2 separate regions of the Homo sapiens genome follow, and region 1 is linked to region 2. Evidence: read pairs that join two places in POLR2A ChIA-PET (ENCODE). Cell type or tissue: OCI-LY7. All regions are shown on one strand.

Evidence for each region. ChIA-PET counts read pairs that join two places held together with the same protein. Peaks named below come from ENCODE experiments on the same cell type or tissue, not always from the same donor. Only the 100,000 strongest peaks of a DNase experiment are listed, where the experiment ranks them.
Region 1: POLR2A ChIA-PET joins it to region 2 with 6 read pairs; 12 of 35 experiments call an interaction of 5 or more read pairs at or near these places.

The regions. Positions count from the first base shown.
Region 1 is chr16:70,492,754-70,496,753 of GRCh38, forward strand. COG4 (component of oligomeric golgi complex 4) reads right to left here. Exons shown (of 19, transcript NM_015386.3): 12 at 3,513-3,678. Among named protein-coding and RNA genes, the nearest start is that of COG4, 29 kb to the right of the region's middle. In OCI-LY7, no CTCF peak of the experiment used is centred here; a DNase peak (open chromatin) is centred at 1,868; H3K4me3 peaks cover 826 bases; H3K27ac peaks cover 1,237 bases.
Region 2 is chr16:70,386,927-70,390,926 of GRCh38, forward strand. It overlaps ST3GAL2 (ST3 beta-galactoside alpha-2,3-sialyltransferase 2), which reads right to left. Exons shown (of 7, transcript NM_006927.4): 4 at 1,441-1,620. Among named protein-coding and RNA genes, the nearest start is that of DDX19A, 42 kb to the left of the region's middle. RefSeq lists an enhancer at 312-996. In OCI-LY7, no CTCF peak of the experiment used is centred here; no DNase peak of the experiment used is centred here.

The DNA.
Region 1 (4,000 bases), 110 kb after region 2:
GGAGTTCGAGACCATCCTGGCCAACATGGCAAAACCCCGTCTCTACTAAAAATACAAAAATTAGTCGGGTGTGGTGGCAGGTGCCTGTAATCCCAGCTACTTGGGGGGCTGAGGCAGGAGAATCGCTTGAACCTATGAGGCGGAGGTTGCAGTGAGCCAAGATCGCGCCATTGCACCCCAGCTGGGGCAACAAGAACGAAACTCCATCTCCAAAAAAAAAAGTAGCATGGGGCAAAATTATTAAGGCACTAATTGCTCTGGCCATTCAGAGGAAAGAACAAACTGTTTCGGTGTAAGGCATTCAAGGAAGGTTCCATGACAGGGTTGGTAGCTGAGCTGAACATAAAAGGGTAGAACATAATTCTGACAGGAGATGAAGGTGAGAACATTTCTCCACCCCCAGCAGCCTCTCTCCAGCTCACTGTCCTATTTGATATTTTCTTAATGGTCCTTAGGATTTCCTGACATTCTCTGGTTTATCTATTTCTTGTCTGCATGGATCTAGCCTGTTTTCTTCACCACTGCGTCTCTATACAGCACTGTCTACCTTTCTGCTTGATGGAAATATTCTAACTGCACTGTCTGGTATGGTAGCCCTCAGCCATGTGTGGCTATTGAGCACCTGAAGCATAGCTAGTACAACTCAGGAAGTGGATTTTTAATTTAAATGTAAATTTCAATAGCCACCTGTGGCTGGTGACTACCATGTTGGGCAGTGTAGCTCTAGAACCCAGAACAGTGCCTGATATTTAGAAGTTTCTCAATAAATATTTGTGCAATGAGTAAGAGAGTGAATGAACATATTCTGGAAAGGGGATAATATAAGCAAGTGCAGAATGGCACAAAACCCAAAAAGGTATTTGAGAAATAGCAGAGTCAGTTCACAGACACGTGCAGGGAAGTGGCAGGAGGTAGAGCTGCGAGGGGCAGAGACTGACGGGGACTTGGGTGCTCTGCTGCAGAGTTAGCCCTGTGACCTGTGGACAGTGGGCTGGCACTGAGGATTTTTAAAGCAGGTGAATGCCACATGAGCACAGCTGTGGTTCAGGAATACTCATCTAGAGGCCGTGGGAGGGAGGAAATAGAGGGCCTGGGGATCCCACTGCCTGTAAACTGGTCTGCTGGTGGCATGATGAGGAAGGCAGGGGTGAGGTAAGGAGGAGCCAGTCTTCGAGACATGAGTCAGGAGCTTCAGGATTTCAGGGTAAAAGGAGGATCTCAGAACCCCAGGGGCTGTGATTAGGAAGTCCCTCTCATCTTGCCCAGAGTGCTTCCCTTGTCGGTGTCCTGCAGCCAGTGCTGAAAGTCATGATGCTGACAGTGCTGCTTAGGCCACTCTGATTGTGGACAGATAAGCCTAAAGGTCTTTCTTTAATATGCCACAACATGAGGCCTCTAATGTCACAAGTTTCCAAATAACTGTCCTGTCCTGACAGCTGAAGGATGAAGGCCATAAGTGTTTCCAAGGCATTTAAGAGCACCAAGAATAACTGTCATGAGGACTTCTGGATTTGAGTTCAAATGGTATTGATTTCAAAGTTTCCCCTGTACTGACAGCCCTAGTAAGCGTGGATTCACTGGGTTTATTCCCTGCCCACAGTGCATGATGTCAGTAAATTTGGAGAATTCATCTAGACAGCCAAATGAATCAAGGTGACATAAAAAATAGGCCCTGCAATGGGAGTGATGACATTTTAAATACTTGGTGTCAGGAAAACCAGAAACCTGTCACCAAGCATTTAGCATCGCCTCTCTTTTTGGTCTTATCTTCTGGGGCCTCAAACAATGAAACTGTGTTAATGGGAGGTCCTCACAGAGCGAATATGCACTGGCCGGTTTTGGAGACATGTAGTCAAGTGGTGGAAAACGGAACTGGAAAGGTGGTATGGGTTAGAGTTAGGAGGCTTAAACAAAGACATCTAGCTTTGATGTGGTAGGCAGCAAGCAGCCAATGATTATTTCTGAGCACAGAAATGAAAGTAAGTTCTGTAAAAAAAATCACAAACAAAATAAAAATTTAAGTTGGTTCATGATGTGATGCTGGTTGCTGGGCATTTTGGCAAAGTTCTCCAAAGGTAACAACTTTCACAGGCAACAGTTTTTTGGATCTGATCTTTTTTTGGCAGCAACCATGATATCCTAGATTGACAGAAACCATACACAGGGCAAATATTTTCTATGACAGGAAGAGAGTGGGGCTGCCTAAACAGCTTTCACATTGGATCTGTCTCATAACTAGTTACTATGGGTTCCTCTGCACAGGGCTTGGTAGATATTAGCAAGTTTAGGCTTCTCTCTCTGCAAGTAACAGCTCTGAACTCTTTTGGGGGTCACAGATCCTTTTAAGAATATGATAACCAGGCACGGTAGCTCATGCCTGTAATCCCAACACTTTGGGAGGCCAAGACGGGTGGATCACTTGAGGTCAGAAGTTCGAGACCAGCCTGGCCAACATGGCAAAACCCAGTCTTTACTAAAAAAAAAAAAAAAAAAATTAGCCAGGTATGGTGGCGCATGCCTGTAATCCCAGCTACTCGGGAGGCTAAAGCAGGAGAATCGCTTGAACCTGTGAGGCGGAGGTTGCAGTGAGCCAAGGTCATGCCATTGCACTCCAGCCTGGGGAACAAGAGCAAGACTCCATCTCAAAAAAAAAAAAAAAAGAATCTGATAAAAGCTAAGGAAGGACCCTGTGACCCAAAAATGCATGTGAACATTTTTGCGTCCAACCCCACTTGTGGGCTACAGATGCTACTAGATGTTTCTTTCAGGCTCTGAGCCTCAGGAGTCAAGACTCAGGGTGCGGCCAATGTGGGGGATGGAGCAGAATGGACCTCGGACTGTGCTACTCCCATGCGTGCTAAGACAGCGTGTGCCAGAGAGGCCTGATCTTGAGCTTAGGATTCATCTGTGGTCTTTCTGGCTCATCACAAACTGGTTGTTGCTTTGTACAAATCCTTTCATCCTTCTGTGCTCCTCCTTTCCAAGCTGTCACACAATGGAAGGCTTGCTGCTTTATCACATCTGTCATTCTGGGTAGCAAAGGGCTTTAATAAAGCCTCCTTTCCAGAGGAAGTTGAAAGCCTAAGACATGTACTAGCAGAGCAGTGATGGCAGGCCCGAAGGACTGGCGCCTGCCCATGCTGCGGGCCTCTCCTCAGAGAAGCAGTCTGGTGGTCTGGCACAGATGGTAGAGCTGGTTCTGTGGCAGATGCAAGCCAAGCTTGGCACTCAGTGGGCTCCTGAGCAGCTGGCCAGTGCTCTGGGGAATGAATTCTAGGTGACAGCTGGACAGCCCAGCCTCTATCGTGGCTCAGGTGACTCAGAATATGTCCCTGAGTAAGAAATAGTTTCAGAACCTTCTGGGAGGAAATTCCCTTAAAGGAGGAATTTTCCTTCTATATAGACACTGGAGGAAAAGTCTCTAGCTAGAGGCCAATTATACTGTGGCTTAGCAGTGATAGCGTAACCTCTCGAGATAAACCAACCCAGCTCGTGAGCTGTGGGGTACCTACCAGGAAGGACATCTTCGCCTCGTCAGTACTCTCGATGCCTTTTGTGTCAAATTTGCCTTGCTGGAGGCTGCTGTGCATGATGTTCACGGCACTTGTCACCCCGCGCTGGATGTCCTGGAAGGTGGTGGCAGGAAAGCCCATCCGCAGCTTATTACACAGAACATCCCTGGGGGGCAGGATTGCATAGAGGAATTGACAGTGCTCAACTTGGCCACCAGGACAGAAGGGCCAGTCTTCACCACTCTGACCCAGCAGCACAAGGTGCTCTTTTAGGGGGAATAACCAGTCCTTAAGACCACTGTAGGAGACCTGAGGAGCCAGGGTATGAAAGTAACCAGCACCCCGTCAAGGACACTGATGTGACAAGAACATACAGGGGAGACTGGCCAATCTCTACTGTTCATGAGGCTTTTAGCCATCACCACTGCACTCCCAACAAAGCTGTGCGGCTTAGTGAACGCAGTACCATGTAGGAGTTGAGAACAGGT
Region 2 (4,000 bases):
AGCCGCAGTGCCCGGCCATGAAAATGTTTTAAAATTAATTGTGGGGCCGGGTGTGGTGGCTCATGCCGTATAATCCCAGCACTTCGGGAGGCCAAGGTGAGCAGATCATCTGAGCTCAGAAGTTTGAGACCAGCCTGGCCAACATAGCGAAACCCCATCTCTACTAAAAATACAAAAATTAGCCAGGTCTGTGGTGACACATGCCTGTGATCCCAGCTACTCAGAAGGCCGAGGCAGGATAATCACTTGAACCTGGGAGGCGGAGGTTACAGTGAGCTGAGATTCTGCCACTGCACTCCAGTCTGGGCAACGGAATGAGACTCCGTTTCAAAAGAAATTAATTGTGGGCCGGATGTGGTGGCTCATGCCTGTAATCTCAACACGATGGGAGCCTGAGGCAGGTGGATCACTTGATGTCAGGAGTTTGAGACCAGCCTGGCCAGCATGGCAAAACACCGTCTCTACTAAAAATACAAAAATTAGCCAGGCATGGTGACATGTGCCTGTAATCCCAGCTACTCGGGAGGCTGAGGCACGAGAATCTCTTAAACTCGGGAGGTAGAGGTTTCAGTGAGCCAAGATTGCGCCACTGCACTCCAACCTGGGTAAGAGAGTGAGACTCCATCTCAAAAAAAAATAAAATTAAAAAAAATTAAAATTAATTGTAGTCATGGTTATACAACTCTGAATATATAAGAAGTTACTGGATTATACACATTAAATAGGTGAGATGTATGGGATATGAATCATATCTTGATAAAGCTGTTAAAAAATATACTTGGTGAACTAGATTTCCCATGGTTCCCGGCTATGATGGGACAACTACCCCCAAAGAAAGTCCTCAGAAGGCAGAGCTCCCTCAGTCAGGAGCCATCACCCAGAAAGGAGACCAAAACCAGATGGTCTGGCCGGGTGCGGTGGCTCACACCTATAATCCCAGCACTTTGGGAGCCCGAGGTAGCTGGATCATCTGAGGTCAGGAGTTCCAGATCAGCCTGACCAACATGAAGAAACCTGTCTCTACTAAAATACAAAATTAGCCGGGCGTGGTGGTGCATCCCTATAATCCCAGCTACTCAGGAGGCTGAGGCAAGAGAATCGCTTGAACCCGGGAGGCGGATGTTGCAGTGAGCCAAGATCGCGCCATTGCACCCCGGCCTGGGCAACAAGAGCGAAATTCTGTCTCCAAAAAAAAAAAAAAACAAACAAAAAAACAGATCCTTCCTCATCTTTCCACCATCAATATGCTGTGTCACCACACAGGAGGTGACACAGAGCAAGCTGTGCCTTCAGCTCACCCACCAACTTAGGCCCTCCCTTCTCACCAGCCCCTCTTGGCCAAAATGTTCAATGAAAGGAATCCTACAATCTGGCCCCTAGAAGACTCTGCCCAAGATGGTCCTGTCACCCATATTCTACCCAGGCCAGCAAGAAGCTCACAATCGGATCTGCCCCGTGGACAAGGCGCTGGCGATCCACAGAAGGTCCAGGACCTTGAAGGGCACCAGCACGAAGCTGACGTTGGCGGGCAGGTTCTTGGCACTCTCAGGGTACATGAAATGGTGGGTGGTTCGGCTGCCAACATCCTGCTCAAAGCCCACGGTTGGCGCCTGATTCATCCTGCAGGGACAAGAGGGTGACATGAGAATCAACTGCCATGGAAACTGATACAAGATTCTTAGAGGACAGTTCGAAGCCATCCATCAAAAATGCAAACGGGTGTATACTCCAACCTAGCAATTCCATTGCTAGAAATCTGCCCTATAAAAATGGTTACAAAGGTGTGCAAAGATGTGTATGAGGATATTCACTGCAGAATTATTTACAATAGTAACACCAGAATCAATCAAACAGGCCAGGTGTGGTGGCTCACACATGTAATCCAGGCACTTTGGGAGGCCAAGGTGGATGGACTGCTTTGAGGTCAGGAGTTCGAGACCAGCCTTAGCCAACATGGCAAAACCCCATCTTTACTAAAAAAAAAAAAACAAATATAAAATTAGCTGGGCGTGGTGGCATGTACCTGTAATCCCAGCAACCTGGGAGACTGAGGCAGGTGATGTGTTTGAACCTGGAGGCAGAGATTGCAGTGAGCCGACATCGCACCACCGCACTCCAGCCTGGGTGACAGAACAAGACTCTTGTCTCCAAAAAAAAAAAAAAAAAAGGTTGGCCGGGCGCGGTGGCTCACACCTGTAATCCCAGCACTTTGGGAGGCCGAGGTGGGCGGATCACGAGGTCAGGAGATCGAGACCACGGTGAAACCCCATCTCTACAAAAAAAAAAAAAAAAAAAAAAAAAAAAAAAAAAAAAAAAAAGGTTACTAACATTGGGGGCTTAACTCATTTTTACTGTATACATTTTTATTTATTTACTTTTAATTATTATTAGTTTTGAGACAAGGTCTCACTCTGTCACCCAGGCTGGAGTGCAGTGGTGCTATCTCGGCTCACTGCAATCCCCGCCTCCGCCTCCCAGGTTCAAGCGATTCTCCTGCCTCAGCTTCCTCAGTAGACGGGACTACAACATGTGCCAGCATTCCCAGCTAAGTTTTTGGTTGAGACGGATCGCCCTGTCGCCCAGGCTGGAGTCCAGTGGTGCAATCTCACCTCACTGCAACCTCCACCTCCTGGGTTCAAGGGATTCTCCTGCCTCAGCCTCCCAAGTAGCTGGGATTACAGGCGTTAGCCGCTACGTCCAGCTAATTTTTTGTATTTTCAGTAGAGACGGGGTTTCACCCTGATAGCCAGGATGGTCTCCATCTACTGACCTCGTGATGCGCCGGCCTCGGCCTCCCAAAGTGCTGGGATTACAGGCGTGAGCCACCGAGCCCAGCCATTTTGTTTGTTTGGGTTTTTTGTTTGTTTGTTTGTTTTTTGAGACGGAGTCTTGCTCTGTCGCCCAGGCTGGAGTGCAGTGTCACAATCTCGGCTCACTGGAAGCTCCGCCTCCTGGGTTCACGCCATTCTCCTGCCTCAGCCTCCCAAGTAGCTGGGACTACAGGCGCCCGCCATCACGCCCGGCTAATTGTTTGCATTTTTAGTAGAGACAGGGTTTCACCGTGTTAGCCAGGATAGTCTGGATCTCCTGACCTCGTGATCCGCCCACCTCAGTCTCCCAAAGTGCTGGGATTACAGGCGTGAGCCACCACGCTCGGCCCTGTTTGTCTTTTAAGTCTCACTCTGTCACCCAGGCTGGAGTGCAGTGGCACCATCATGGCTCACTGCAGCCTCGACCTCCTGGGTTCAATCAATCCTCCAGCTTCAGCCTCCCGAGTAGCTGGGACCACAGGTCTGCATCACCACGCCTGTTTTGTTTTCTGTTTTGTAGAGATAGGGGTCTCACTGCGTTGTCCAGGCTGGTCTCAATCTCCTGAACTCAAGCAACCCTCCTGCCTCAGCCTCCTGAGTAGCCATAACTACAGGCAGATGACACCAGGCCTGGCCTTTTATAATTTTTTAAAGAAACAACTTATAAAGAACAGCCTTCCGCAGCTTCCACTTCACTTGGCTGTTCTGCCCTCCTTCCTATAAGATGGTGAAAGTAAGATAGGAAGTTCAAGCCTTCCCTCAGGCCCTGGGCCGGATGGAAGCCTCTGTCCTGCCACCCACTACCACCCTATTCCTGTCTGCCGCTTTAAGACCCTGTCTGCCCTTCCACTCCAAGGCCAAGAGAAATGCCCCAAGTTCTGACGGTCTGCCCTTGCTATCTTTCTGGTGATGTGCAATGTCCCCTCTCTCCTGCTGCTGTCTGGACAGAGGGGACATTGCTGTAGCTCCTGTCTGGAAACCTTCTCTGTGGCTATAATAAGCCAAGAAGGCTTCCACTTCCTTTCAATTTGTGCAAAATACAAGACAAGTAAAAACCAAAGCTCCCCTTTTTAGTATGCATCTTACGTAACAGGTGAACCAGGTTTAAACACAAACCTGTTGGTCTTTTTTTTTCTGTTATGACTGTTTACAAGCACATTCCTGTCTCACGTGGACCACACCTTGTGGAA